2 separate regions of the Homo sapiens genome follow, and region 1 is linked to region 2. Evidence: read pairs that join two places in POLR2A ChIA-PET (ENCODE). Cell type or tissue: OCI-LY7. All regions are shown on one strand. Links, peaks and the distances in the headings refer to the core of each region. The heading gives the core; the rest is flanking DNA. Region 1 overlaps LINC01222 (long intergenic non-protein coding RNA 1222). Region 2 holds the start of LOC124904478 (a long non-coding RNA gene).

Region 1 (15,950 bases), core at 4,301-9,300, 410 kb after region 2:
ATATCTTTGTTACTTCGTTGGCCTTAGTTTTCGGTTGTGCCTGCTCCCCCTCCCCTTTGTTGGCAAATAGATCAATTTGAGGTGTCTGCTTTATTTCTCACAAGCATATGTAAGCATTTATTTATGGGTTTTCTCTTAATGCATTCCATATTAGAAAAGGCCAAGAGTACAACATTTCTTTAAAAATTCAAATTTCTTGAGAAACAAGGAGGAGGTGAGGGGGAGGGAGTGTTAACTTGGCAGACTGTGTTTAAAATATTTTGCAAGAGGAGCCCCCTGAGGAGCTGTCCATTAAACTCCCACCATTTTGCTGTGAGTAGTGAATGTTTTTCCTGGCTCTGAATTTATGTGATTCTTAAATGTTCTCACAGGTTGAAACAAAAAAGAAATAACTGAATGTATACTTGACTATTCCTGACTAAATTATCTCTATTTATTACAAAGAGAATTTGTTTCTTGCTTGAACTTCATACTTCCTTTTATTTTTCTTAGAGAAAGCATAATATGTGGATAAGTTTTAACACTAGTCCTCTAAGAGTATCAGAAGGAACATTACATTTATGCCACGATTTTTTTCTCTTGTCTGCATTTGCCTGATTTTGGAGTGCTATTCACAGTCGCAGGAAAGCAGTTACGTCTTTGAAAAGCACAAAATAAATTCTGTTCACTGAGTGGGTAATTGTTCAAGGTCATCCATTTATTGTCTTTGTCTTGATTGTTTGAATTAGTAGCTAATAATGGTGCTGAAATGTGAATGAATTATTAGCAATGGGGCATATTTTGGGGAGTGTCAGGAAATATTACAGGGCAATTAAGGTTATCCAATAGCAAAGCTGTGTTCCCAGCAGATGTCTTGTAATTACTGTGTTTAAGGAGTGTAAGGCTTAAACTAAGATTACAGCTTTTATATTGTCTGCCTTTAGAAGTCATATTTGGAATTTATTCAGTTTATTCTCCTGCCCTTTCCCTTTTGTTCTGATTCTGTCACTTACGTTTTCATTTAAACATAGTCTTTTTATGAATTAAAATAAGTATCAGCAGATGGTATGCAGTATAGATGCTTATAAAATAGGAAAATGATTGCAGAGACATTTAAAATGACTATTGATAAATAATTTATATTGATATTATTTGTTACTCACTTTTTAATTTCTGGAATTCAAATATTTTTAAATCTCAAATAGTTTCACAACCTGGCATTTATGAAAGTGTTGCCCCAATTTATTCATACTTACCAGGGTGGTAAAAATCATTCAAGAAATGTTGAGTTACATATAATCTGGAAGCTTCTAAGTTTTAAGGGCAACACTCATTGCACACTTAATTTCTTCTTTCAACATTGACCTGTCACAATTGTTGTTGTTTCATTAAGTTTATAAAACATATTAAAATACGTGGAGTAAAAATTGTTATGTCTCTAATAATAAGTATTTTTGATTTGCAGATAGAGCTTTAGGAAACAGCACTGCATGCATTATTCACATCTGCTGTGAGTATACTTGACACAGCTGCAGTGGAGAGATGCTTGAAAAACATACTGTAAAATACACTCGGTTTCCTCTTATTGACATATTTAGCAGAACAAGGCTAATTGGACTATTCCAAAAAAGTACTCATGATCAAATCTGAAAGTTGATGTATTCGATCAACTCATAAATTATTAGAGGAGAAAGAGAATGGGTGGAAGGGGGGGATACCTAGCAAAGTGTCCTTATTTGTAGATTGCTATCTCTCGTGAACTATATAGAAATTTTAAAAGAACTAAAAAAGAAAATAAATAAAGAATGAGCATTAAGGTAAAAAAAAGTCAAGCGTTAAAATCTATAGGTCTCTAGCTTACAATTATTAAGACTTTCTCAGTTTTGTATTCTCCATAGAACTGAATAGATTATCTTGCTAATAAAAATGCCACTATTAATAACACCTATGAGACCTTGGATTTTCATATTGTATTTAATTTCAACATATTTGGGAGATACTAGTTAGGGCTTTGCTAATAATTTTTGAATAAATAATTTCAAACATAAGTTTTCTATAACTTTTGGAATAATTTTATGAGTCATTGGAAGCCTTAAAACAATTGGTTGCCGAGTCTTGAATTTCTCCTTATAAATGGCAAATCATGAAAACATTTTATAGTTAGAACATTTTGGTCACTATCTTTGATAGACTCATTATGAATATTAACAGTAAATAGGCATACATATTTATGCAATTTTAAAATATTTTGTTTAAAATTCAACAAGCAATTCTTGCATACTTACTCTTTGTATGCATTGTGATAAACATTCACAGAAGTATGCCTCTGAGTAAGACACAGATTCTCCTCTCAAGGAAAAAGGGAATTTTGTTTTGTGGACCAGATAGGTGTAAGGTACATACTGTGACCCAAAACAAAATGTTGCTAGTGTTATAATAAAAACACAGTGCACAGTGGCAACACAAGAGGAAAAATGGTATGTCAATGCAGGTGATTGGAGAAGTTTTCCTGGGCCTTTAGCATTTTGTGTATGAAAAAAATAGGAAATAAGTTAGGTCAAAGAGGGAAGAGCAAATGATAGGAACTCTGGGCCAAGAAATGGACTTTGGGGACTTGGGGGAAAGGGTGGGAGGGGGTTGAGGGATAAAAGACTACACATTGGAGGCTGGGTGCAGTGGCTCACGCCTGTAATCCTAGTACTTTGGGAGGCTGAGGCAGGTGGATCATGAGGTCAGGAGTTCGAGACCAGCCTGGCCAAAATGGTGAAACCCTGTCTCTACTAAAAAATACAAAAATTAGCCGGGTGCGGTGGCGGACACCTGTAATCCCAGCTACTCTACTCGGGAGGCTGAGGCAGGAGAATCGCTTGAAGCCGGGAGGCGGAGGTTGCAGTGAGCCAAGATCACACCACTGCACTCTAGCCTGGGCGACAGAGCAAGACTCCATCTCAAAAGACAAACAAACAAACAAAAAAAGACTACACATTGGGTAGAGTGTACCCTGCTTGGGTGACGGGTATACCAAAGTCTCAGAAATCACCACTAAATAACTTATCCATTTAACCACACACCACCTGTTCCCCAAAAACCTATTGAAATTAAAAAAAGAGAAACGGATGGAAGTGTAAAGGGGTTGTCTTATTTAGAGATGAGAAAATAATCTTTAATTGCCAGGGTGTAGATTTATAGCACCGATTAATAATGAAATAAACTCTAGTTAGGTTGGAGTTAGACTAGACAGGGCCTTAAATGTCACACAGAGGAGTTTAACGTGATCAATCAGTAGTTGTTTTGGGCTTTTGAACAAGAAAGTGAATGACCAGATCTGTTATTAGGAGATAATTTTGGAAGCTCTGTGAAAGATGGAATTAACGGGAAAGATTGGTGATAGAAAAATCAGCAGGAACCTTATTGCAATAGCTCAGTTTAGTGACAAAAGAGTCCTAGAAACCAGTAATTGTGTACTTTACCATTTTTTTATTTGCTCATTTTATCTTCTCTCTCCTCCTCCACCCCTTTGCTGTCAATAACCCAAGAACAACAAGAAAAAAATCTCAAAAACTAATATGTGTTAGTTTTTAAAAATTCAATAACTCAAAATAATAATAAAAACTCTGGCCCCCAGGGACAAAAGAGGGAGAGGGGACACTGAACTGTAATTTAAACACAAATTTTGATACAATTTTATTGAAAGGAGGGAGATAATAGAAATAAAAATTTTTACCAAAATAAAATAGAAAAATATTCCTTTCTCTTTCTTCAGTCTTCATATTACAAAATAATATGTATCACTGATACCAATGACTTATTTTTATGCACCATTAAAATTAGCACTTCTTCACCATGATACCAAATTCTCTCCACTCCTCTCTCCCTCCTCTCAATAAAATTGTATCAGAATTTTGTATTTAAATTACCACTTCAGTCTTCACCCCTCAACTTTTTAAAAGTTGTGTTATATTGTTTACTTCTGAACCAAGTCATTTACTAAGATTTGCACCCTTACCCAAATAACTCTTTGTTTGTACTGGAGTTAATACTCGTCTCTTCTTTTTCATAAATTGCTACATTCCAAACAATAAAATACCTATGGAAATTGTTTTGTTTATGTTTGCTTATGGTCAGTCTCACCAGGTAATGTGTCATGAATTCATTGGTTCCTTTTTTGTTTCCTGGAGACATTCATTCCTTAGTCTTCATGCTCTCAATAGCCTTGGGGTTTCTAGACTTGAAGAATGGCTGATGTCTTAGGATTTCCCTTCAACATTATTCCAGGAATTCTTTTCAACCTCTCCTGTGTTGTAATCATTTTTCATTAATCCTATGTCTTGTTTATTTATTCCATTATTTTGGTGATGTATATCTTCCTACAGAAGGGTGTATCACAAATACATATTTTTAGATCTAACCTATCTGTAAGTTGCTTTACTTAATCTGTGTCTTCTGATTAATTTTTTAAATGGAGCATAGAAGTCTAGGTTGGAATTAATTTTCTTTCAGAAGTCTAAATGTTGTAACTCCCATATGTGATCTTCTTTATCTTTGTAGAAGTTTTTAGCATCAAATATTTGTATGCATTGTACAATTTCAGAATGATATACTTTTGAATATGTTTTTATTCATTTATGATGTTGACTCTTCAGTGTGCATTTTTCTTTATTTATTTAGCAAATATTATTGGATATTGTCAATACGCTAGATACTGTTCTAGATGTTAGGGAAAAAAAGTGATCTATATTCTGAAGTCCTTGGAAATTTCATTCAATTATTTCTTGTATTACTTTTAAGATTCAATGGCTGTGGGATGTAAAGAGATCCCCAGAGAGAGTACAGAGTAGGAAGAAGACCTTGAAGACAACAATAAGAGGAAAGGAAAATCATCAATTAGAGGTTGATAGAAAATATCAGGTAAGTAAAATGAGACTCATTCATTTACTCAGACACTCATCCAACCTCACTCTTGGGAGCCTGTGGTTTCTGTTGCACATGGCTCCTGCAGTTCATAGAAGCGAGCCACTTCCCTGTTGCTCTCTCCCTTGGGCAATAGCAGAGTGCCTGTGGTCATGGTGTGCTCACTTGGCCCCTTGGCCCATCTCTAGCTCAACCCTAGGGATAGTGGCTAGTCCATATATCTGTATTCCCGTGTTTCTTAACATTATTTTACTGCTGCTTGCAAATCCCTCATTACTTCAAACCTCTGTTACAGTTAAAAAAAATTCTCATAAACTTCTTTGTTCAAATTACCATGTGTTTTTACTCTCTTGATGGGATCCTAACTGATTCACTGGATAAATATAAATCAAATTATAAACATGTATAAAATTATTATACCCCCCAGATTATATTAATGTTAGTTATCTTTGGATATATTGTCATTATATTGCTTATCTGCATATTCTAAGTCCTTACAATAAAAATATATTTTGTGATAAGAAAACCATCAACATACTTTTCTTAATCCCCAAATAAATTGTTTTTTATCCACCTGTAGACAGTAAAGAATGACCTGCAATTACCTGCAATTACTCAGTATGATTTAATTTGGCTCTTTGTGCCTTGTTCAAATACTGTGTAATGAACTTAGAGATAAATAACCAACAGAAAACTCAGAGTTTTGGTACCGTTTCCAGTACAAATTCATGATCCAAAGTAATTTACTGATGCATTAATGTTCATGGAACATTGCAAGAAATTATTTTCAGAAGTAAGGCAGGTAGACAATAGAAGTGTTAAGGTTTCAGCTTTCCCATTACATGAAATAATCTTCCTTGTCTAAAACTTTATTGGTTCCCACATCTAATGTATACTTACAGAGATCGGAGGGAGGGTTATTTAAACCTTTTTGACATCCGAATTTGAATTTTAGTTGTCATCTTATAAAAATCAGACATTGTATTGATCAGAAGTAATCTAATTGGAAAAGGTCCATCATTTTAAAATTTAACTTCTCTTGATATTTTTCTGTATGTACCGGATCACAGGAATTCTGAAATGAAAATGCTCTTACTTCAATAGAGAACCTTAGGTAAGCTAGGTAGTTACACTAAAGGCCAGTAGAAGGGCTAGGGAACGCACAGTGAAACTGGAGTAGTTCTCTTAAAGTTTGATTTAGACTGTAAAGTGGTTTCTAAAAATTGCAATTTTCTTTTTCTCAGAAAATACATAATTTTCACCTTTAACTTGACTCAAAGTTAACTTGCAGTTATAGCTTTGACATTAGTAAAATCCTGCACTACTATTATTTTAAAGCACTATTGCAAAAACTTAATAAATACCATATTCTATATTTTATTTTGCAATAAAATAGAAAATTTCATCATATGCATTTAATTGTTTCACTATTTCTTAAAATAATAGTTTCACATAATGTTAAAGTATAACTGTAGTATGTTAGCAGTTAATCTTGCCTTTCCTGGTTCAACCTAAAATTTCTGCCCTGGAAAAACAATTTAGCAGGTTTTTATCAGTGTACTAGATGGTTGGCTCAGAATGAAGCAAATGTGTGTACTAGGAATAAAACACAAATTAGAAATGTTACACACAATTAAAATTATAAGACACAGAAAAAGGACTAAATCAACTTTGTTTAACATATCATTGTGTAATATTATGTATGAAATATATAGGCTTGGTATGGAAAATCAGGTAGACAACTCAGGTTTATTTTATGAAGTATTGTCAAACATGAGCTGCTCTTGAGAATATTGAAACTCAGATTGGAAGCATTGCCAGAGAGACCACATACTTGATAGGAACAGTTTTCTTTTCTTCTTTTAAATTTGATTAGTAATTTTGATATTTTCAACTTCATAACATCGGAAACATCATTCAAAATATTCATGAAGATATTAGAATTCCTTCTTCTGGAATAGGAACACATTTATTTTCAGCCTTAAGTAGCTCATTTTTAGTTATTGGTCTGATTTTCCTAAATTTAGCATAATAATATCTTGTCCAATCCGTTGTCATAATAGAAAAGATCATTTTATGTGCGATTTTGGTTAGCTTCTGGTTTGCTTTGTCAAATTTAGAACCACTTGAACATCGTGGTTTCTAAATTTAGTCAAACCCTTTGAGCTTTAAGTTCCGTTTGGCGCTGGCTGAACATGAACTGCTGCTTTGAAAAAAAAATTCTCTTGGCACTATCAGAATCTAGATGTGTGCACTGCACAGACCTCCTCTTATTTAAAAGAAATACATTCACTTTTATTTGAAAGTTGAGAGCTCCAAGAGGATAAATAATAAAATGAGAAACTTGAAAGAAATAGGTCATATTTTAAAAGAGCTCTCAAGCAGAATTAGGCCTTTGGGTTTAGGGCCTAAACCCAAATATTATTTAAAAGAGAGAGAGAGTCCATTTCAGTTATTTTAAAATGTAGTGATTTAATTTATCTCAGGAAGTTAAAGCAAACTCTGTCCATTATGTTGCCATTAGTTTGGTGTTACTAAGAAGGAACTTGTTGAAGTATTTTATTTTTCATTAAAGACAACTTATTTCCACACTGTAAGGGATAATCAGAATATACATCCCTCAAAGTCAGTGGGTTAATTTTATTTTTCACACTTGTACAACAAATTTAACATAGAATGATAATTAAAATTAACATTTATGGCTGGGCACGGTGGCTCACGCCTGTAATCCCAGCAGTTTGGGAGGCCAAGGTGGGTGGATCACCTGAGGTCAGGAGTCTAAGACCAGCCTGGTCAACATGGTAAAACCCCATCTCTACTAAAAATACAAAAATTAGCTGGGTATGATGGCACCCTCCTGTAGTCCCAGCTACTCAAGAGGGTGAGACAGGAGAATCACTTGAACCCAGGAGGCAGATGTTGCAGTGAGCCAAGATTGCCTCATTGCACTCCAGCCTGGGCGACAGAGTGAGAAAAAAAAAAAGAAAAGAAAAGATAAAGAAAGAAAAAGAACATTTACAAGGAGACACGTCAGGCAATGTCTTAAGTTTTTTACATGTATTAATTCATTGACTACAACCACCCTTTAAGATAGGTACTACTATTATTCCCAACTTACAGATGACGAGGCTGAGGCTCCAATGGTGAACTAACTTTCTAAGTGTCACACAGATAATAACACAGGAAGTTGCACAGCAAAAGCCAGGGTCAGAACCAGAGCCATCTGTTAACTCCTACTATGCAGTAACTCAGTAGCCTGGATGAAATCTAAAGGCAACGATGTTCAGGGATCCAAGTTTCCCCACATTCTGTCCACATCAAGCAAGTTAGCCTGTGTTTACGTAGCAAAGATTTTTTTTTCTCAACTTGTGCACTCACTCTTTAGACACATGTACAGAGAGCTTATGTAAAACCTGCCACACATAGTGTTCAAATTGTGACATAACACAAGGTTGTAAGCTCCTAGACGTTTTCTAAAGGAATCTCACTTGTCTCTTAAACTGAACATTCTGTCAACTTGCTTGAAACTTTCTGGGAAAACACACACACACACACACACATACACACACACACACATACACACACACACACACACACACACTTCACATGATTCTTTGTACTTCCAGTCTCAGCATGCTTTTCCTTCCTTGGTGGCTCAAGTCTAGGCTGAGCATTCCTAGATTATGTGTTCATCCTCCTAATATTCTCTATACTATTTCCCTGTATACTTTGATGGCTTCTCCTGCAGGCCTCATGCACAGTTAGTAAGCGCTGGTTGTAACTAAATGAATAAATAAAGGAATTGCTGTAACATAGAGAGCTGCTGTTCCTGAGAGATGACACTTTAAACACAAATAGGAGAGAATATTTTGTAGACAGACTTCTGAAGGCGGATACATTTTTCCTTTTGTCTGAGAATAACCAAAAATCTGGTTAGAGAAAGGCCGAGAGAAGTAATCTTTTCTCTATGCTTACTGCCCCCTTGTAAGATAAATTCAGAGTGGTCCCCTAAAGAATTGGGAGGATTAAACTGAAATGCCACCGAGATCCTATCTGAAAACACTTTAGGATAACATCTCCAACTCTAATGAGCCTCTTTACTGGCAGCAAACAAAACCAAACATTTAGATATATTTACTGTTTTACAGCAGGTCGGACCTTATGGGTAAAATTTCCTAAATCATACTTTCCTTTGTTATTTTAGTTTTAGTTTATCACTCTTAGGTTTCCTTCCTAAGGATGCTAGAGAGCCAAGACACTTGTGAGCCCTATGGAAAGAAATTGTTCAATACCAACCAGCTCTTCCCCATAAAGAGGTAGTCATTTTCCTTTTTTTTTTTTTTTTGTATTTAAGACCTCGCTTATAGCATTTACTGTACCTTCTTATAGTGCAGCCATAATATTGGGTATTCAATAAATGTTTTATTGAATTGGATTGAATATTTTAGCTCTTACCTTAAAACATCTTTCTTACAGTAACAAACTGAGTGAAAAGTGCACAAATGGTCTCCATTTTATGTTGGATTATACATGACATTTCTAGGAAGTGAAAAATGTAGGGAATTGCAGGGGCAATAATTTGTTGAGTGTTGGAGATAGAAATATCAACAAAATGATATACTCCAAGCTCATCAACTATTTAATGGTGCGTAGTTGGGTTCTATTCTGTGTCCTTAAGTTATTGTCACTGCCCTGTCATAAATTATAGTGACATACACTGTAGCTATTTCTTACATTCTTCTGCAGCAGAGTAAGCAGAATTACCAATTTCACATTTTCTGTGCAGTTCCCTGTAGATGGGATGTTTTTTAAAAAGTGGGAGTTTGAATGAGAATAAAGGGTAGAAGGGCTATAACAACCCAAAATAAATAAATTTGTAAAATTCTATCATCATGCATGCATTTTCCCATGTGCTCTGGTGTGTAAATTCTTTTATCCCTAAATAGATAGCTGACAGAGAATATAAATGCTTATGTATCTTTAAAACAGCCACTATTCCAATACAAGAGAAGAATAAAACTAAAATGTTGGTATATGACTGCAGCCAGAAAAATCAAGAAATCTGCCTCTCCGCACTCCAGATTAGCTTGAAATTTTCTGTCTTCCTTTTCCCTTTTTGAATTCTAATTTTCTTTTTTTAAACTGGAGCATACGAATTTTGCAAAAGTACTTATTATTAGCTCTTCTCCACAGGTTTTGTTTGTTTCCAAAAAATTAGGTTTTCTTGGAAATTTGCTTTAGTGAGTAAACCATATTTAGAATATTATCTTGCTCAAACTAGACACTCAAAATGTATTAAATTAATTAATGTGTTTTACTTCATGTAAATGCACCTATTTGATTATACAGCTTTGAATAAGAAGATTTCAAAGAGAGATTGTAAAGAGAGGGATCACGTTTGAAATCCCTTTCAGCTCTAAGCTCCTTCTTTGCCATCCTTTTTTGGTCATCTTGTCTAAAACTTCAAAATTAGTATCTGAATGTAGCATGAAGCTACCCTAATCTCTACACAGCAAAAAGGAAAAAAATATAACTCATAGAATGTGATGAAAACTATTTGAAGTATATTAAATATAAAAAATATTTGGCAGAATATACACAAAACGAAATAGTGTTTACCTGGAGAGGGTGTGATGGGAGAGTCTGGGCAGAATTTAGTTTCTTCCACTAGGTTATAAGTTTTATACAGCAAGGTCATGTCAGTTTTGTTTTCTATTGCGTGTCTAACTGCTAATATGAGGTTCAACCCATGGTACATGTTCAAGAAATACTTATTAAATGATATTCTATTCATTTTTCTTCTGTATAGGTTTTTACAAAGAAAAAATATTCCTTTTCTAGTCAGAAAAATAAACAATAAAGTTTTTTAAACACTTTGCAATACAGCATATTATTGAACCTCTGTAAACATTTGTTGAGTGACTGAACCCAAGCAAAGAGCATGAAGTTAGTTGGGCAGACTGTGAAACATGAGCCACTGTTCTTTAGCAGCATGAAAACCACACCTTTTTCATCAGGTTAAAACTGAACACCTAACACAGGCATGCCCAGGTCACCTGTGTCATGGCTCTTCCCAGTGTTTCCCGTCATTAGGCTGATGTTAAAGAGGCCAGAACTTTCCAGTGGGAGCTTATCTGATATACCTCTACTCCACTTCAAATGTATCTCTAACTCCAGGTATTCACTTTCCTTCTTCTACAGACTTAGAGAAAGAAGTGTCATTTTCTATCTCAAAAGCTCACAACTCCACCTATGCCTGGGATCCAGTCCCCATGGTCCTGCTCCAGGGCCTGATTCCACCAAGCTGCCCTCTTGTTTCTGGCATACAACTCCTTACCATGGCTGTCCCCATCCATTCCACAACTGTGCAGGACTCATGTCTTCTAAGAATAAAAAATCAAACCTGCAGCACCCAAGGAGCTGATCAAGCCACTGCCCCTTTAATAACTTCTCATCGCCTTCCCAAGGTAAATTATTCACTGAAAATCTGGGTGGCATTTGAAATCTGTGGGGAAGCTGGTGAGGTGGAATGGATAGTGATTTTGAAGTAGCCTACTCACCAGCAAGATACCATTCAATAGGTTTGGCTGGACTTCTGCTCCTTGGCTACTGCTGCTGATTCCCACTCCCAGCTCTGACTGTTGCATTAGCCTCATGAAGCTCTTTGTTGTCTCCAATGGGGACACAGTATTTAGCCTCATCATTCCCCTGTTGTCTGTGACCAGCCATAACCTTCTCATGGCTGTTTTCACGACTACATGACAGAGTTTTTTCAAGTTTTACATTACTATAAAATCAGACAAGGTTTTTGCTTCCTGATCACTCACTTTCTCCTTAAATCTTACGCTTCAGTTTCTGCTTCCACCATTTAATAAAACATCTCTCACGAAGAGATGATTAAGAAACTCTTACTTGTGAAACAATGGTTTTCTTCAATTTCATTCTACTTCTGTTCTCTGGATTATACATTACTACAGACTAGAGATCACCAACAGGCACCCTGTGGACCAAATCAAGATAGCAATGTATTTTCCGTAAGGACATTGTTTTTAAAAAATATATTTCTTTTGAAGTCAGTTACTTTATATGAGTCACATGCATTTCACTTTTTCTTTGTCCCATGCCTTCTTATTACTTTAGACTTGGCTTGCTGCAATATTTGCTTGACCACTCTAAAGATTCAACTTTGCATCTCTTAGTTAGATGATTCTCTCCTTTGAGCTACTACTCTACTCGCTTTGTTGTTTTTAACTACCTTTAGGATCACTCTTCCTTTTTCTTCTCTCTCAAGTTCTTCCAACTCTGCTTCCTCATCCCATCTTTGAGATATAGATACTTTATAAAGATTTGCTCATAGTCTTTGTTTTTTCTCTAACCACACTCACTTCCTTGGTAATTTTGCTCAGTCTTATACTCTCAATTGTCACCTTTACCTAGTGACTTCCAAGAATCCACCTGTCTCCTCCTGACTGCCTGTGGGTTCTAGTGTGCATTGTACATCTTCAGCAACAGTTCTGAAAACCATTTAAATTTAGTATATATAAGCCAATACTTTTCTTGTAGCCCTAAAACCTACTCTTTTTCCAACATATCCTTCTGGTTATTACTAACCTCCTAATTGCCTACATTAAAAATGTCAATTATTACTATTATCTCTCTCTGATGTTTCTTTACTGTCAAGTTCTATTTATTTCCACCTATCCTATTTCTTTATCCTGATTTCCACTTCCCTTATATGATGCTCATGAAAAGTCAGTGTTTCTTTAATTTGATGGTGCTTCCAATAGAGTGAAATTTTTTTAATTACACAAAATAATGCACATCCAGTATCCAGTATTTTCCTAGACATACTACTGTTACTCTTTTTTAATATATGGTCTTTTAAAGATGGTATCTTATGTTTACAAGGTTCACCTTTCTTCCCCTTGATGAGTATCATGAGGTCTCATTTTCCACACCTGAGTGTCTCACAGACCTACCTCTCCTTCTTATAGAGACATTTCCCAAAGAACATTTTACATTACATGCGTGTATAAAGGGAAGCCTGTAATTTTGACCTGGTAAGGAATGGGTGAGTTGCTGATCACCCTTCCTTTTTGTAATTCAGTTTAAGAAACAAGCTTCATTTTAAATTCCAATTCTATAGTCATATTTTCTACAATATTCATTATTTCATTCTTTCAACAAGTTAATATATTAACTTTTATTCCTAAACCAATTATTTTTTCCTTATTCATTTTACAACTCATTTCCAGATTAAACTTTCTGAAGCCTAGTTCCATTAAGTTTCCCCTACTATTCAAAAATGTAACAATGGTTTCCTCTTGTATATAAAATATAACGTTCAACTCCAGTGTAGGGCATTCAATTCTTTCCACAACCTGAACCCAAATTTCTTTTCCAACCTGATTGTCCCACGTACATGTGTCACACCCTTCAGCTAAACCAAAACTTTCACCTTCCACCCTGTGGTGGATAGGCTCTGTGGTGGCCCCCCATCATCCCCATCTCCTGACATTTATGGCCTTGAATAGTACTTTCCCCTGAGTATGACCATGACCTGTGACTTGCTTCTAACCAATAGGATACAAGACAGGGGGAATGTGATTACATATTTATGATTATGTAGAGAAGATGGTGTGACCATCTTGTTAAAGTTTATTTTTTCCTGGCTGGATTTAAAGAACTACACTGCCATGTTGTAGGCTGCATGTTGGGTGACCATTGTGACAAGGAACTTAGGGTGGCCCCTAGGAGCTGAGGATGGTCTCCAGTTGAACATCAACAAGACACTGAAATTCTCTGTCCTTTAACTGCAAGGAACTAAATTTTGCCAACGAAAATGAATCTTTCTCCAGTTGAGTTTCAGATGAGACTGTACTTCCAGGCAAATCCTTTTTGCAATCTTGTTCACCCCAAACAGAGGACTCAGCTAAGCTCTTCCCAGATTCCAGATACACAGAAATTTTAAGGTAATAAATGTGTGTTATATTAAACTGCAAATTAGTGATAATTTCTTATTCTGCAATAGAAAACTACTACTCACCTTTTGCTTTTGCATTATGTCTGAAAAGTCTTTCTCTATATGATCATATATTTTAACTCTACCATACATTATAACTCAATGCCAATTACTCCAAGAAGTATCCTCATGTCTTGGGAAGCAATCTATCCCATCTCTCAACTCCAACATCACCTTACTAGATCTGCTTCTATGAACATACTTCTTTTACATTTTTATTATGGGTGCTTATCTTCTCTTTTAGACCATAACCTTCTAAAACGCGGAATTTTATTTGATTCATCTTTAAAAACAAGGGATCCAACACGTTGCTTTGAATATGTTAATAGCTCAATAAATACTTTAACTAAATAACATTTTACAAAATATTTGAGCCTAAATATTTCGGTGCTAGGAAGATTAAAATATATGCTAACTTTCTGTTTTATACAATGACAAGCTTAGTGGGCAATGTATCACACTAGTAAATACTGCAGAGAAATAGACTCATACTTCCAATTATTTATTTTTTCAGAACCTGCTCAAACTCCTTTGCATTGTGAAATATAAGAAGTTTTTTCTAAAGGAATGATATAAATACATAGTATTAGAAAAAATTAGAAATTAATTTTTATGTAAAAAATAATAGTTTTCTAAAGGTTTTACAAGGGCCTTACTATTAAAATGAAAGGAAAGCAGTTTAACTTTATTTCTCCATTGTCTACAATATTTGTCTTCTACTGATAATGAACATTCTATCTGCTACACTCATAACTGTTGTCTGCATTGGGAGAATGATTTTGATTAACTTACATAAGGGCATAAAATAAAAATTTAACCTTTTTTAGTTTTTCAAAAAAGTCTATAAAAATAGTAAGTGAAATGAAAGCAATCTTCTATTAACAGGAAGATAGTCTAGGGCTGAGTTTATGCTTTGTGGAGCATCCATGTTGTATGTGAAAGGTAGCTGTACTTTCATAAGAATTGCTGAATAGTAAAGAGAATTGGAATAATGTTTAATATTACATATGGTAATACCATTAAAATATAAGCAGATTTATACATGTTTTCTCCTAGGAACATGTCTTCATGTACTAGTTTTCTGTCTATATTGAGAAGTCATGATTATTATATCCTTATTCTATACTAATTAGCTCATTTCCTAATAGCAGTAGGTGCCAGTGTATCAAAGATATAAGATTGTTCTGAAAACTGCTTAGATGTAACGGAGACTCAGGACACTTTTCTAAATTTTCATTTATTCAAATATTATTTATCTATAGAACTATGGTTTTTAAAAATAACATTTTTAGATCTGTACTATATAACCCTGGTAGAACCAGTATCACACCAAATGTGTTTGATAAACACCTCTAAATTGCTAAGAGTAAGATGAAAATGATCTTTTGTGATAAGAGATTTAAAAATGGTAGTCTATTTCAAAAATATCAAAAATAAAAGAAGGAATAAAAGCTTCACAATAAATTAATGCTTTACTCTCTAATATGCTTCCTTTAAGTATAAACCATTCCATTTAGCATTCAGAAACTGCTATTGAATCAGTCTACATCCAAAACATATTCACTCACTACAATTTGTGTTGTCATTTTGGAATATGACTTTAAAGCATGAGTCATAAAGCCTGTGAAGTGCTATTGTCAAAAAAGTCATAACATACGTTATTTAAAGGAACACATTAAATTCTGCATTATTGTAAATATACTTTTCATAATGCTGTTTGCTAAAATACTTTAAAAAAATCTACAAATTTACTTTCAATAGCTTTTCATTGAATGGGAGATTTTTAAAGCATATACTCTGATTTTGTGCTTCTCTGCAAGGTAATAATTTCAACATTATCATTATCATGAGTACATTCTTTAAAATTTAAATGTCTTAAATTCAATATGCCTATAATTTTCTGTGAATCTGCACATATAAGTATCCACATGTAATTCTTATGAATATAGATTTCATCTCCTTTCCCCACCTATACCCACTTTCCTGCAGAACAGCTAGAGTAATCCATTTAAAATGAAACCCAGATTATGCCATTCTG
Region 2 (15,950 bases), core at 6,004-11,003:
ATACTTTCATTGAGGATCCCTTGTGAGTGTGTGCTGAGTCACTTCTTTCTTATTGCTGTTAGATTGTCTTTAGGGGGTTTGATTACATGTCACAGAGTGGGTCTCTTTGAGTTCATCCCACTTGGAGTTCAATGAGTTTCTTGGATGATGTTTACATTTATGTCTTTCATCAAATTTGGGAAGTTTTTGGCCATTATTTCTTCAAATAAGTTTTCTGCCACTTTCTCTCCATTCTCCCTGAAACTTCTGCAATGCATATGTCAGTGTGCTTGATGGTGTTGCACAGGTCTCTTAGGATTTGTTCACTCCTTTTCAACCTTTTTTTTTTTTTCTGGTTCTCACACTTGATAATTTCCAATTTTCTGTTTTCAAGTTTGTAGATTCTTTCTTCTGCCTGCTCAAATTTGCCTTTGAATCTTGCTAGTGAACTTCTTATTTTATTTATTGTGCTTTTCAGTTCCAGAATTGTTTTTTATTTCTACTTTTTAGGTTTTCTATCTCTTTATTGATATTTCTATTTTATTCATACATCTTTGTTTACTTTCTATTTTTTTCCTTTAGTTCTTTGAGCACCTTTAAAACAGTTGTTTTGAAGCCTTTGTCCAGTAGATCAGACATCAGGTCTTTTCCAGGGGCAGTTTTTGTTAATTTATTTTTTCCTTTGAATGGGCAATACTTTCCTCTTTTATTGAAAACTTGACATTTAAATCTAATAATGTGGTAACTCTAGAAATCAGATTCTCCCCATTCCTCCATATTTACTGTTTATTTATTTATTTATTTATTTATTTATTTATTTATTCATTCATTTATTTTTCTAATGTTGTAGGGTGTCTATGTGTTGAGGATCAGATTTAGGTTTAAACTTAAGGTCTCCTTAGGTCTTCTCTGAGCTTTTTCTGTATATTCCCTGTAAATATACAGTAACTTTCTTATTTCCCCTGTATATGTAGTTGCCTTTGAACTTCATTGTTTTCAATAACTGGTTCCCAAAAGGAGAAAAAAGAACATTGAAGGGAGGAAAAAATGTGCCAGCCCTTTACATCTTCTCAAAGTCACCCCAGCCAGAGTGGAAGGGGCTTGCAATAATTAAGGGAGATGTGGCAACAATGGTCGCCACCTCTTTATCAGCACCTTTATGTTTAGAGTAACAATCAGCAATATGAGCACAGATCTCTAACATTGGGAAGACAGCATCCTTTTTGCCCACCCTCACCCTCTTAAGTTGTACGAAAGCTGCTCCAGGAACATATGCAAAGTTCCCTGCCATGTGGCTAAATGACGAGGTGAGGCATGGGTAGCTGCTACTGTGCTGAGTTAAAATTGACCAAAATTAGGCTGGGCGCAGTGGCTCACGCCTGTAATCCCAGGACTTTGGGAGGCCAAGGCGTGTGGATCACGAGGTCAGGAGATCGAGACCATCCTTGCTAACACAGTGAAAGCCCGTCTATACTAAAAATACAAAAAATTAGCCGGGCGTGGTGGTGGGCACCTGTAGTCCCAGCTACTAGGGAGGCTGAGGTAGGAGAATGGCGTGAACCCAAGAGGCAGAGCTTGCAGTGAGCTGAGATTGCACCACTGCACTCCAGCCTAGGTGACAGAACGAGACTGTGTCTCAAAAATAATAATAATTGACCAAAATTAATCACCATTTACCATTCTAGTCTCCCCCTAAAAGCTTCAATTCTTCAGTAGATTCCAGAGTTCCAAAATACTTATATCAGACAAATTCTGCCAGTGCAGTTATTATCTTGGGAGTGACGGAAGGCCGATTTCTGATTATTTCTTCTCCACCATCTTCCCAGAGTTCTCTCTTTTCTAAGAAGGTTCTTAACTTCAAGTTTCATTTATTTATTGATATAGTGCTATTCTGGAAATCTATTTTTTCTTGAACATGTTTCATTGCTTGTGTCTTTCAAGAAATCTGTCCATTTTATCTAAGTTGCACACTTATTGGCTTAAAAGTTTTTAAAATAATAATTCCTTAAATATCCTTTAAAGATTTATGTGTTCTGTAGTGATATTATTTCTTTTATTTCTATTCTTTTATTTTGTACCATCTCTCTCTCTTTTTTCATGATCAGACTGGCCATGAGAACTTCATTAATTTTATTGACTTTTTCAAGGAATTAACTCTTGATTTCATTAACCTTCTTTATTATTTTTCCATTTTCTAGTTTAGTAATTTCTGTTCAGATATTTACTAATTTCTTCCTCCACCTATCTTGGGTTTAATTTACTGTTCTCTTTCTAGTTTTTAAAGGTTAAAGTCATTGGTTTGAGATGTTTTTAAATTTTTGGATATACATATTTAGTGTTACAAATACTTCCACATAGTGCTTTACTGGTATCCCTAAAATTTTGATATGCTGTGTTTTAATATTCATTCAGATCTTCTATAAGTCCATTTTCATTTCAAAATAATTTCTAATTTTTCTTTTGATTTCCTTGATTTATAAGTTTTATAAGAGTATTATTTAGTTTCAAAATAAATGAGGATTTTCCAAAGATATTTCTGTTATTTTTTTTTCCAGTTTAGTTTTATGGTATTCGGAAATTATGCTTTATAAGAATTGACTTCTTTTAAGTATTGAGACTTGTTTTATGGCTTGGATTATGATTTATATTGATAAGTGTCCTACATACATTTGGGAAAAAAAAGTGTGATTTTTGTTTATGGGTAAAGTGTGCTATAAATGTCAACCAGGTCAGTTTAGTTGATAGTGTCATCCAAGTATTCTATATACTTAATGATTTCTGTCTACTTTTATCAGTCATGGACAGAAAGAAATTAAAATCTCTAACTATAGTTGCAGATTTCTCTCTTTTTTATTGTAATTCTATCAGTTTTTGCTCTATGCATTTTGAAGCTCTTGAACCAGATCGTCATATTCTCTTAAACAACAAACCACTTTAGCACTGTGAAATGATCAGCTTTATCTTTGGTAATATTTGTTGTTCTAAAATCAATTGTTTTGATCGTAGCTTTCTTTCCACTGGTTTCATCATGGTGTCTATTTTTCATTTTATTATTTTTAAACTGTGTATGTTTAAAGTTTATTGCTTATCAACAGTATATAGTTGGGTCTTGTTTCTATATCCATTATGACAGTATCTGCCATTAAGTGGTATGTTTAGACCATTTGCATTTAATATGGCTTTTAATATTGTTAGATTTAAATCTATCATTTTGCCATTTGTTTTCCATTTGTCCATTTTTTTCTTTCACCTCTTTCCTTCTTTTGTCTGCCTTCTTTTTGATTAACTTTTTGTTTCTATTACATTTTCTTATTGGCTTATTAGCTATCATACTTTGTATTACTCATTGTTCAGGATTTAGAGTATACATTTTTAACTTAGTCTATTTTCAAGTGACATTACTTTACATATTGTATAAGAGCCTTGCAACAGTACATTACCAGACTTTACAATTGATACTTCCATTTACCCTTCCCTGCCCTTTTTATTATTGTCATACATTTTACTTTTATATGTTATAAATTTCATAATATATTTTTATTTTTTTCCAAACAGTGCAGATCTGAAATGGTGATGAATTCTTTCAGCTTTTGTCTTTCCAAAAAATATTTTTTTATTTTTTTTGAAATGGGGTCTTGCTCTTTCACCCAGGCTGAAGCACAATGGTGTAATTATGTTTCACTGCAGCCTTGAACTCTTGGGCTTAAACAATTCTCATGCGTCAGCCTCCTAAGTAGCTGGAACTATAGGTGTGCACACCCATTCCAGCCCAATTTTTAAATTTTTAGTGGAAAGGAGGTTTTTCTATGTTGCCCAGTCTGGTCTTGAACTCCTAGCTTCAAATGATCCTCCTGCCTTATCCCCCAAAGTGTTGGGATTACAGGGATGCACCACCATGTCTGGCAAAAAAAAAAAAAAAAAAAAAAAAAAAAACTGCTTTGGCTCTATTTTATTTATTTTATTTTTTATTTTTTAAGAGATGTTGTTTTGCTATGTTGCTTAGGATGGCCTCAAATTTCTGGGCTGAAGTAATTATTTTGCCTCAATCTCCCAAGTACCTGGGACTACCAGTATGTGCCACTGTGCCCAGCTTACCTTTACTCTTGAAACACATTTTCACTGGAATAGAATTATAGAATGATGCTTTTTTCTCTCAATAGTTTAAAGATGCTGTTTTCTTACCTGCATTGTTTCTAGTAAGAAATCTGCTGTCATCCTCATCTTTGTTCTTCTTTATGTAAAGTTCTTTTTTTCTTAAACTGGTTTTGATATTTAATTTTTAGCACTGGTTTTGTTTTGATCAATTTGTTTTTGATGTGCCTTGCTGTAGTTTTCTTCATTTTTTTGTCCTTGGGTTTCATGGAACTACTTGTATATGTGTGGTTTTATAGTTTTAATCAGGTTTGGAAATTTTTCATTCATTATTTCTTCATATGTATTTTCTATCCACCCCTTTCTAGAGACTCCAATTAAATGCATATTAGGCTACTTAAAGTTGTTCCATAGTTCATTTATGACATTTTTGAAAATTATTTTAGATGTTTTGTTTTGGATAGTTTTAATTGTTATGTGTTCAAAATCACTAAAGCTTAATAATCAGATAATCTTATATGGTGTATTTTTTAAATCACATACATTGTACTTTTTATCTCTGAATATTTGATTTGGGTCTTTCTTATACCATTCTTATGTTGTTACTTATTTGTTTGAATATATGGAATGCAGTATTCTTTTTTTATGCTTTTATTCTATTATCTGCTTATGTTCTGGGTCAGTTTCAATTGATTGACATTTTTCTCATTATGAGTCATATTTTCCTACTTCTTTGCGTACCTGGTAAGCTTTTATTTGATGCCAGACACTTTGAATTTGCATTGTTGAATACTGCATGTTATTTGTATTCCTACAGCTTTTTGAGCTTTGTTGTAGAATGCAGCTACTTAAAAACAATTTCATATTTTTGTGTTTTGCTTTTATGATTCATTATGTGGGACCAGAATAGTGTTTAGTCTAGGGCTAATTGTTTTCCACTATTGAGGCAAGACCCTTCTGAGTACTCTACTAATGCCCTGTGAATTAAATGGTTGTGCATTCTGGCTGGTGAGAGCTCAGTGTTAATGCTAGACACTGCTTTCTCTAATTTTTTGAGTGTTTTTTTTTCCCCTGGCTTTGGATGGATTCCTCACATGCATGTGTTGATCAGTATTCTGCTGAAAAAAGGACCTTCTTCTGCAGGTCTCTGGAGTTGTTTTTTTTGTTTTGTTTTTTTTTGGGTTTTTTTGGTGCAGCTTTCTATTTTCATATACTATATCCTGAAAACTCCAGCTGTGTTGGCCTCCCCAGACTCTTGGTTTCATCTCCTCAACTCAGGAAGTTCTCTAGGCTGTACTTGCATTCCTCTTCCCTGTTCTGAGGTCTGGATTATTTTTTTAAATCAATAAGCTGAGGAAAATTAGAGATCACCTTGATTGACTCCAGTCTTTCAGAAATTATTGTTTTTTATTGTTTGATGTCCAATGTATCGAAGATCATTGTCTCATTTTTTTACTTGTTTTTGGTGACCATGAAGAAAAATTGAGCAGGGTAGGGGATAAAGGAGAGTGTGGAATAGATTTGGTTACATTACTTGAGACCCTCTTTGAATGATTAATGTGAAGATACACTGAAGGAATTGAGGGAGTGAGCCATGAGGCTATCTTGAGGAAGAACATTTGAGGCAGAAAGATAAGCAAATTTAAGAAGAGCAATAGGAGCATGACTGACTTGCCAAAAAACACTGTGGGGGTCACTGTAGCTTGAGACAGTTCACAGGACTGAGAGGATGAGACTGGAGAGAGAACCAAGTGCTCAAATAATACGAACCTTTTAGGAAGAAAGCACTGTGGTTTTATTCTAAGTGTGATGAGAAGCTATTGTAAGATTTTCAGCAATAGTGTATGTGTCAAAGAAAAATATTTAACATTTTAAAGAATAACATGTTGGATGCTGTGTAGAAAATTGATTGCAAGGGGTCAAGAGTAAACGTAGATTTGGACAAGGGTAGTAACAAATGATACAATTATAGAATATCTTAAGGGAAGTGCTGATAAAATTTGATGGATTGGGTGGATATGAGGGAAAAAAAGGAATAAAGATTTATTTCCAAGTTTTTTGCCCAAATCATGGTCTCATATACTAACATGGATAACAATGGAGAGGAAAGTTTTATTGAGGAAAATTGAGTTATGTTAAGTTTGAGATGCAAGTTGAAATGTCAGGTAGGCAGTTATTCAAGTCTGGACACCAAGGAAGAGACGGAATATTTTAGAGTCCTCAGCATACACATGGCGTTGTGTGGAGATCAGTAGGAAGAGTGAGGCTAAATAAGTCCATGGACTGGTTCTGGTGCATTTTAAACTTCAGAGGCTGGAGAATTGAGACTGAATCAACAAAAGACAAAGGAGTAGAAGCCAATGATATGGGAAAAAAATCAGGAAAGTATGGCATCCTGGGAGCCAAGCACAGAAAATACTTCAAGAAATAGGAAGGGGTCAACCATGTCTAATGTTGCTGAGAGATTGAGTAAGATAAAAAGCAAAAATTGACGTTGGATTATTCAAAGTGCAGGTCTTCCGTGATTGTTTCTTATTATCCCACAAAGCCTCAAATCTTGGAGGCATTTCATGTATTAAATTAAATTTATAAGACTAAGATTCTGCCTTCATCCACTATCCCTGAGGTTGAATGATAATTTTACTTTTCTTATGTGTCTGTGATTAAATCCAGAGATACTCGCTGTTTTTCATTTTTCACTCACTAGATTGTTAAAACTTAATATGGGAGCCAGTGCCTTATCATCTGAGGAATGATAGAGGATGTTCCTATAAGGTTTGCCCTCATAAATCTGCATCTGTCTAGCAAGGTGAGGGGTAACCTAGTAGCATATGGGCTCACCTTGTGTCCAGGAACAAATCAACTTGTCTTGATCATAACCTAACGTAAAAAGCCAGACTTATATGCAGAATTCATTTCTCTGTTTACTTTCAAATGTTGGCACACTATGTATGTACCCCAAAAGATACTGGGAATTCACAAAAACCCAAATATACAGTTTGGTAAAGACAATCTACTTTTACCCAGTTAAAGATACTTCGCCACTTCTTGAGAGTAAAAACAATAAGAATAAAACTTCAAAAGAAAATAATTAACTGTAAAGCCTATTTTCCTGTTTGTGCTTTTTACTTTAGATTATTATTTATTTAAACACTAAAGAGGAATTTCTAAAGTAATGTCTATAAGGAAGCAAATGAATTTAGCCAATACTTTATGTGCCTGATTCAACATGTTGGTTAAGTTTTAATTTTACAAGTACAGTTGGCTCACTAAAGCCATTACATTCTTTGTATCTGAGTTGACTGTACACTACACAACAAATTTCTTACTATATCATCTAGATGTCATTTAGGGGAGTTTAAATAATCCACAGGTAATACAACTTCTAAGTGAAACAATGTCTTTATTTTTCAGACTTGACAGTAGCCTTAGTGAAAAAGTACTGTGAAAGTTTTCAAGTGTTAGAGAGAAAGTGGAAGTGGGTGCTTGGTATAAATGTGCCACTCTGTCCCCAGTGCCAAGGGCCCTGTGGTGAAGCTCTTCACAGAGGAAGTTTAGCTCTTCCACAGAGGTGCAAGGAGCTAGCTACCCACTTGATCGTCCTTCTTCCCAACCTTACAAAGGGAACATTCCAATTATCTGACTGAAAAGTGAGAAAAGGAAGAAAATGGAAGAAAAATCTGTTACTTTTCAACCATACAACTTCATATTTTTAAAGTCAGTAGGGGCCAGGCATGGTGGCTCACGCCAGTAATCCCGGCACTTTGTGAGGCTGAGGTAGGCAGATCACTTGAGGTCAAAAGTTTGAGACCACCCTGGCCAACATGTTGAAACCTAATTTCTACTAAAAAACACAAAAATTAACCAAGGATGGTGATATGCAGCTGTAATCCCAGCTACTCAGTAGGCTGAGGCAGGCGAATCGTTTGAACCCAAGAGGTCACACCACTGCACTCGAGCCTGACTCCGTCTCAAAGAAAAGAAAAACATCAGTAGGATTGAAGTATGAAAAGAGCCAGGGTTTTAAATGATAGCTTCTCTCACACAAGAGTGAAGGGAATAGGTTAAGAACCTCTCCCCTACTTTAACACTCTATTTTAAGCATCTTAAAAAATATTACTTTCTTTGCTATCCTTGACTTTAATAAATCATAAAATGAGACTAAAACATGACCCATTCTATTGGGCCTTCAAAAAACCCATATTTTGTTATTGGACATTTTGTATTCAATTAGAGAATCTTTACTGAACATCTCCAGGATGGCTAGTCCTGATCTAGATCCCCAAGTTCTTTAAATAGTGGAGAGGAGCTCAGGCTCTGCTTTAATGAGGGTTTTTGTCAAGAAAAGTAGGTTATACAATGGAAAACAACAACCAACATCTCAGAGACTTAACAGAACAAAAGTTAATTTCTTGCTTGTACTACCTGTCCACAAGGTTTGGCAGGAGTCTTTCTTTCTTTGTTCACTGTAGTCACTCAGAGATCAGCTATCCATCTGCCCCCAGGATCATGTGGCAGGGAATAGGTCGCTTGGTGAATCATACCCGGGCTTTTAACCCTGCCACCCAGAAGTCACACATCACTTGCGTTCACATTTCATTGGGCCAAGCAAGCGTGATGGTGGAACTATTCAGGCTTGAATAGAGAACAACAAAGCCACATCGTTAAACCAGATGGTGGTGGTCAAAGTTCATGGTTGGGTTATCAAGCCATGGTTAGAAACACAGCTGCCGATATCTGGGGCTGTAACAACTGCAGGTCTAATGATCCAAGGCCAGGAACAAAGATTAAGGGAGCACTCTAGGGATGGGAGAACCCATGGTGAGACTTAGCTGCATTGTAACAGAACAGACTTAGAGAGGCAGATAGCAGAGCCTCCCTACAGTATCTAGAATGTGCATCTAGAAGCTTTCCATGCTCACTTCCTGTTTCCCCTGGTATTTATTCAAATGTCAATTACAAAGAACACAAAATGTCTAGTACTTTATAGCCTCCTTATGTTTAGGTTTCACTCCTGACCTCAAAGACCTTAAAACTAAGTAGATTCTGAATTTTTCAAATTATTTCAGGGTATTGCAACAATGGACATTTTATTTGATTGTATACTTATTTTTCTACTGGAAACTGTACTTGAAAACAGTTAACTAAACATCTATTTACCCTCTCACAGTAAAATTTCTATGGCTATTGTTCTGGAGGTGGAGTGGCTAATATTTACTGAGCCCTTTCTCTCTGCTAGACATTTGATAGGCATTGTAATACAGTAGTGGCCCTTTATCTACAGAAGATACATTCCAAGACTCCCAGTGGATACTGAAACCTTGAATAGTACCAAACAAATTGACATCAATTGAAATATATTTCTGTTCATGTCCTCCACCCACAATTTTTTTTTTTTAAACAGCGTCTTGCTGTGTCACCTAGGCTGGAATGCAGTGACCTGATCATGGCTTACTGCAGCCTTGACCTGCAAGGCTCAAGCAATCTCCTGCTTCAGCCTCCCAAGGAGCTGGAACTATAGGTGTTTACCACTACATCCAGCTAATTTTTTTGTTGGAGCCCACACACAGAATCCCCACTGGGGTGCTGCCTAGTGGAGCTGTGAGAAGAGGGCCATGGTTCTCCAGACCCCAAAATGGTAGAGCAACTGACAACTTGCACTGTGTGCCTGAAAAAGCCACAGGCACTCAACGTCAGGCCATGAAAGCAACCATGGGGGCTGTACCCTGCAGATCCACAGGGCCGGAGCTGCTCAAGGCCTTGGGAGTCTACCCCTTGCATCAGTATGCTCTGGATGTGAGATATGGAGTCAAAGGAGATTATTTTAGACCTTTGAGATTTAATGACTGCATTCCTGGGTTTTAGGCTTGCATGGGGCCTGTAGCCCCCTTGTTTTGGCAATTTCTCACATTTGGAATGGGAGCATTTGCCCAATGCCTCTACCTTCATTATATCTTGGAAGTAACTAGATTGTTTTTGATTTTGTGGACTCATAAGCAGAAGGGACTTGCCTTGTCTCAGATTACACTTTGAACTTGGACTTTTGAGTTAATGCTGGAATTAGTTTAGACTTTCAGGGACTGTTAGGAAGGCATGATTGTGTTTTGAATTGTGAGAAGGACATCAGATTGGGAAGGGACCAGGGGAGGAATGATGTGGTTTTGCTCTGTGTCCCATCCCCAAATCTCATGTTGAATTGTAATTCCCGACATTGGGGGAGGGACCTGGTGGGAGGTGATTGGATCACAGGGTAGGATTTCACTCATGCTGTTCTCTGATAATGAGTCAGTTCTCACGAGATCTGATGGCTTAAAGTGTGTGGAACATCTCCCTTCACTCTGTCTCTGTCCTGCCACCATGTGAAGAAGGTATTTGCTTCACTTTTACCCTCCACCATAATTGTAAGTTTCTTGAGGCTTCCCAGTCATGCTTCCTGTTAAGCCTGAAGAACTGTGTAAGCTCCTTTTCTTTGTAATTACCCAGTCTCAGGTAGTATTTTACAGCTGTGTGAGAATGGACTCCATGTGGGCTCCAACTCCACATTTCCCCTCATTGCTGCCCTAGTAGAGGTTCTCTATGAAGGCCCCTCCACTGCATCAGACTTCTGCCTGGACACCCAGGTGTTTCCATACATCCCCTGAAATTTAGGAGGAGGTTCTCAAACCTCAATTCCTGCCTTCTGCGCAACTGTAGGCCAAACACCACTTGGGGCTTGCATCCTCTGAAGCAATGGCCCTGGGCCTGGCCCACAAAACCATTTTTTCCTCCTAGCCATGGGCCTGTAATGGGAGGGGCTGCTGAGAAGGTTTCTGAAATGCCCTGAGACATTTTTCCCATTGTCTTTGCTATTAACATTTGACTCCTCTTTACTTATGCAAATTTCTGCAGCTGGCTTGAATTTTTCCCAAAACATGGGTTTTTCTTTTCTACTGCATGGCCAGGCTGCAAATTTTCTAAACTTCTATGCTCTGCTTCTCTTTTAAATATAAGTTCAAGATTCAGATAATCTATGTTCATGCATATGAGCATATATTTTAGAAACAGCCAGGTCACATCTTGAATGCTTTGCTGCTTAGAAATTTCTCCCGCCAGATACCCTAAATCATCTCTCTCAGGTTCAAAGTTCCACAGATCTCTAGTGCAGAGGCAAATGACACCAGTCTGTTTGCTTAAAGGATAGCAAGAGTGACCTTTACTCCAGTTCCCAGTATGTTCTTCATCTCCATTTGAGAACACCTCAGCTTGGACTTCATTGTCCATATCACTATTGGCATTTTGGTCAAAACCATTCAACAAGTCTCTAGGAAGTTCTAAACTTTCCCACATATTCCTATCTTCTGAGCTTTCAAAACTTTTCTAACTTCTGCCTATTACCCAGTTCCAAAGTCAGTTGCACATTTTCAGGTATCTTTATAGCAATACCCCACCCTTCTGTTACCAATTTTCTGTATTAGTGTGTCCTCACACTGCTATAAAGAACTACCTGAGACTGGGTAATTTATGAAGAAAAAAGGTTTAATTGACTCATAGTTCTTCAGGCTTAACAAGAAGCATGAATGGGAAGCCTCAGGAAACTTACAATCATGGCAGAAGGTGAAGGGGAAGCAAACACTTTATTCACATGGTGGCAGGAGAGAGAGAGTGAGCAAAAGTGGAAGTCCCACACACTTTTAAACCATCAGATCTTGTGAGAATTCACTTGCTATCATGAGAACAGCATGGGGGAAATCCAGCCCCTGTGAGTCAATCATCTCCCAAGAGGTTCTTCCCCCAACTTTGGGAATTACAATTCAACATGAGATTTGGGTGGGGGCAGAGCCAAACCACATCAATATTTATTGCCTTCTTAACAAGATGTCTGGAGTAGGATATTTCAGTTTTGATTTATCAGAATTCTGGGTGAATATTTAGTGATTTATAGGACTTCTTAACACTGCTACCCAGAAATGACACCTCACTTGCATTCCCATTTTATTGGTCCAAGCAACTATGATGACAAGACTATTCAGGCATGAGGAGAGACAGCCAAATCACATTATTAAACCAAGTTGTGGCTCATGGCTCACATGTCAGAGAACACAAGGAGAAAGTGAAGCGACATCTACAGTAGAGCAAGGGAAAGACTAGGGAGAACAGGATAAGGGAGAGAGTGAGGAAAGAGCGAGACAAGAGGTGGTATATCTGACTCTCTTCTTTTATCAGATAAGAAACATCTTTCTAGGAACACATGCAGCAGAAGCATGCTTTCACTCACTTCTTGTTGGCAATAACAAGTCTACCTGGCACTCCCTAGCTATAAGGGAAGTTGAAAAAGGAAGTATCTGACTTTTTAAAAATTTGTTGTGAAAAGAGAGAGGAGTTAGGGAACCCCCATTAGATAATTTAGTCAACTATGACTTCCATATTCCTCCCACTCAATGGTAAATGATTAAAAAGTAGTTTAGTAGGTCAGCCCCAGAATTCACTTCATTACCCAGCTTCATCATCAAAACTATACTTTAATTCAAAATTCAAAATATTATGTCATCCAGTTTATCAAGAAGCCCATATAGTTTTGATATTTTCTTTTGATTTCTGTATGAATTTGTCATGAAACTTTTAATTTCTTTACAAACAGGTTTCTGATTTTGAACCTTTCCACCTTCAAATTTCACCCTCACCCTCATCACCCTCTTCAAATTCAAAGCCTCAAGTCTTGTCAATCTTACCTCAAAACTATATCTGGATCCTGTTGATTTTTCTCCATCTCTTTCTTTCCATTCTTTTTTCCAAGCATCAAGCATCATTAATTTTCATTTTGACCAATGCGCTAGCTCCCTGGCTGATATCCTTACATCAGTTCTTGGATCTCCATAGTACATGCATCATATTATGCAAAGTTTTTAAAGGAGAGCTTTTAAAAATGTAAGTCAGATTAATTTTTTTTTGAAAAATAGCAAAAAAAAAGGAATAAAAATGTAAGTTAGATTTTGTAACTCCTTGCTTAAAACTTTTGATAATCTTCCCATTGTGCAACTCCTAAACTCCTTAGGGTGGACCACACCCCACTGAGAATTACTTGAGTAAAGGGACTGTAACTGTTTTGCTAACATCATACATATAGCAAAAGGAAAATAGGACAGTGCCTGTTATTTATATGTATGCGTGTGTGTAAGTGTGTGCATGCATAGGTGTGCAGGTGTGTGTGTTACATGAAAAAATAAATGATAGAATTGTAATTATTATTATAGTTTCTATAAGATTTATAGTAGAAACTCTTTAAACAAGCTCCTCACTTTTACCAAAGGCCGCTTTCATATACAATTGGATAATGTGATCATCTAGCCAAGGAGGTAAAATAATATTGATTAAAGCCATGTAAATACTGAGATAATGTATATAAATATGTAAATACCTAACAGACTATTATCAATTCTGTAATTTTATAGGACCCTCCTACATTAAGCATTGAAATTTTGTCTAAAAATATTAGTTGGATCCACCATTTCACCAATTTGAAACGATACTTGAAGGCTATTCTTTTAACATTTGACTACATAAAGCTAATAAAATATCTAGTGATGAAAAAAGAAACTGCTATATGAAATAATATATCTGGTTTACTCTACAGATACACCTAAGTATGAAGACATAAATATGATCTAGAAGTAACATAAAATATTAACGATGTTTTTGTATTAGTTTCCATTTATTCTCACTAGATGATTAACGAGACTTTTAGTCAGAAGCAACTAATGGATTTTTGTTGTTGTTGTTCCTGACCCTGTATGATGCTCTTCTTTTGACATTTCCTTTTTCATCTTTTGTGTCTTACTCTGATCTATAACCCATGCTAAGCCAAAATAATCCACGTGGATGGTAATTTACCTCAAAATTGATGCACTAATTGGAGATAATCCCTTCTCCACACTCACTGCAAGGTCAGTTGTTTAAAGTACAATGTCTTAATTAACCTTGAACTGTACAATTAGAGTTCTGCTGTTTCTATCCATGTTTGGCACCTCATAGATCCAGGCAATAACATCTCTCCAATTGCAGTTGCCAGTTACATAATGCCTGCAAGCAAGCTTGCCTTCCTTTTGAAATCACACAGCAGGAAAGATTTTATAGAGATCAGCATGTATTTCTGAGCTACCTGGAAGATCTCTCCAAAATTACTGAGAAGCCCTTCATCATACTGTATTCCACCTATTGCATGACAAAATTTATACTCCATATCCCATTCCTGCTTCTAGTAACAGTAAGAATAAGTAAAAATTATTTATTTGCCTTTTGTTCACTGAGGTCTCATTATTTAATTTGTATACATTATGGTGTAATAGCAAAAGTGTCCTCTAAACTGCAAAGCTATTAAGTATAAAATGTCACTGCATTTTACAGTGCCACTATTTTTTGTGCTTCTTTATTTTTCCATTTTTGTAATTATTCCACTTGTTACATACTTCTTTGCTCATCACCAGAGTTTTTCTTATGGATTATAGCAAATAGCCTTTATTTAAAGTTTATGTGTCAAGGATAATGCTTGTAAAGTGCAATAGATATGCTCTATTTTAATTCCTTACTTGAGATAAGTCAGAAACTACACAGTTGCATAGATATTGATCCATTTTATAAAATTAAAATTAAAAATATTAATAACAACTGTACCTCATGTACTAGTGATATCAAAACTACATTAATTAAATTAATTTTTAATAATTCTATTTGGTAAAACTTGGCACTTGCTGCTTTGATAATATCTTCTTAGTGAAAAATGTTAAGTCACTTTGTTCCCTATTATTCAATCACAAATGCATGAATAACAACAGGTTCAACTTATCTCATGGCCCAGCTTTCCCCTGAAGACTCTACAATACAGAGGTTCTGGACCTGATCCAAGGAAATTGGGAAGTCCACATGAAACCGGTATATAACTGCCAGAGAGAATTGTCATATTTCTCTTGACTATGAAAATGTACACTTATTACTTAAACCCCTCACAAAAAAATGAAAAACTATGGCTTCCTAATAAATGGGTTTCTCTCCATTTCATATCTATCAAGATATTTGGTAAAAAAGTTTTTTGAAAATTAAATTCTTAAGGATTTTCCTTATTGGGGAAAAAAGGGCTATCTGTAACTGTACGTGTTTCTAGTAGTAAATGTCTAACAGTCCTAAAGTTCCAGCACATAATCAAATGACAGATACTTACTCTGTGCCACATTAGATCAGTGGTTCTCAATCAGGGGTGGTTTTACCCCCAGGGGATATCTGCCAATGTCTGGAGACATTTTTGGTTGTCAAAACTGTGGGGGAGGGGCGGGGGCTGCTACTGGCATCTAGTGGGTAAATGACAGAGGTATTGCTGAACATCCTGCAATGCCTAGGACAGACCTCACAACAAAGAATTACCGGACACAAAACTGTCAATAATGAGAAAACTTAGATTGTATAAAACCTGCCACTTTAAGTCGTCAGAATGTGAAATTTCTGTATAAAAAGTTAATTCTATGAATGATTATTTTTGTTTTCAGAGGTAGCTAAAAATTTCAATTGTCAAAATTCAGATTAAAAGCTACTCTTAGTGATCAAGTCTCATAAATAGAAAATAATTTGGTGGAGGTGGCCGCATAAGGGGTGATTTGTGGTGACTTTGGTAGTGCACAAACACAAAGCACCCCTATGAGCTGCCTTTTGAAGAGGGAAAAAGCTGTCTATCAAGCAGTGTATGTAGCTCATTAGTTACCTAACTGGACTCTCTGTTCTTTGCAAGAGAAACTTCCTCTGGGGTTGGGAATGGGGGTGGGGGACCCTCAAGGGATGGGAGGAGGGGTGAGCAGTTTGCAAGTCTGAGAAATACAAATCTTTGAGGTGACTAAATTAAAAACATGCTATGAAGC

What was found. Peaks named below come from ENCODE experiments on the same cell type or tissue, not always from the same donor. Only the 100,000 strongest peaks of a DNase experiment are listed, where the experiment ranks them.
Region 1: POLR2A ChIA-PET joins it to region 2 with 6 read pairs; 1 of 35 experiments calls an interaction of 5 or more read pairs at or near these places.

The regions. Positions count from the first base shown.
Region 1 is chr1:199,002,604-199,018,553 of GRCh38, forward strand. LINC01222 (long intergenic non-protein coding RNA 1222) reads right to left here. Exons shown (of 3, transcript NR_110525.1): 2 at 5,791-5,965. It overlaps LINC01221 (long intergenic non-protein coding RNA 1221), which reads left to right and starts at 13,530. Exons shown (of 3, transcript NR_126351.1): 1 at 13,530-13,862. In OCI-LY7, for the core only: no CTCF peak of the experiment used is centred there; DNase peaks (open chromatin) are centred at 7,068 and 8,088; H3K4me3 peaks cover 504 bases; H3K27ac peaks cover 700 bases.
Region 2 is chr1:198,590,270-198,606,219 of GRCh38, forward strand. LOC124904478 (a long non-coding RNA gene) reads right to left here and starts at 8,599. Exons shown (of 2, transcript XR_007066781.1): 1 at 8,497-8,599; 2 at 7,455-7,714. In OCI-LY7, for the core only: a CTCF peak has its summit at 8,843; DNase peaks (open chromatin) are centred at 6,932, 7,602, 7,982, 8,722 and 1 weaker place; H3K4me3 peaks cover 4,098 bases; H3K27ac peaks cover 4,610 bases.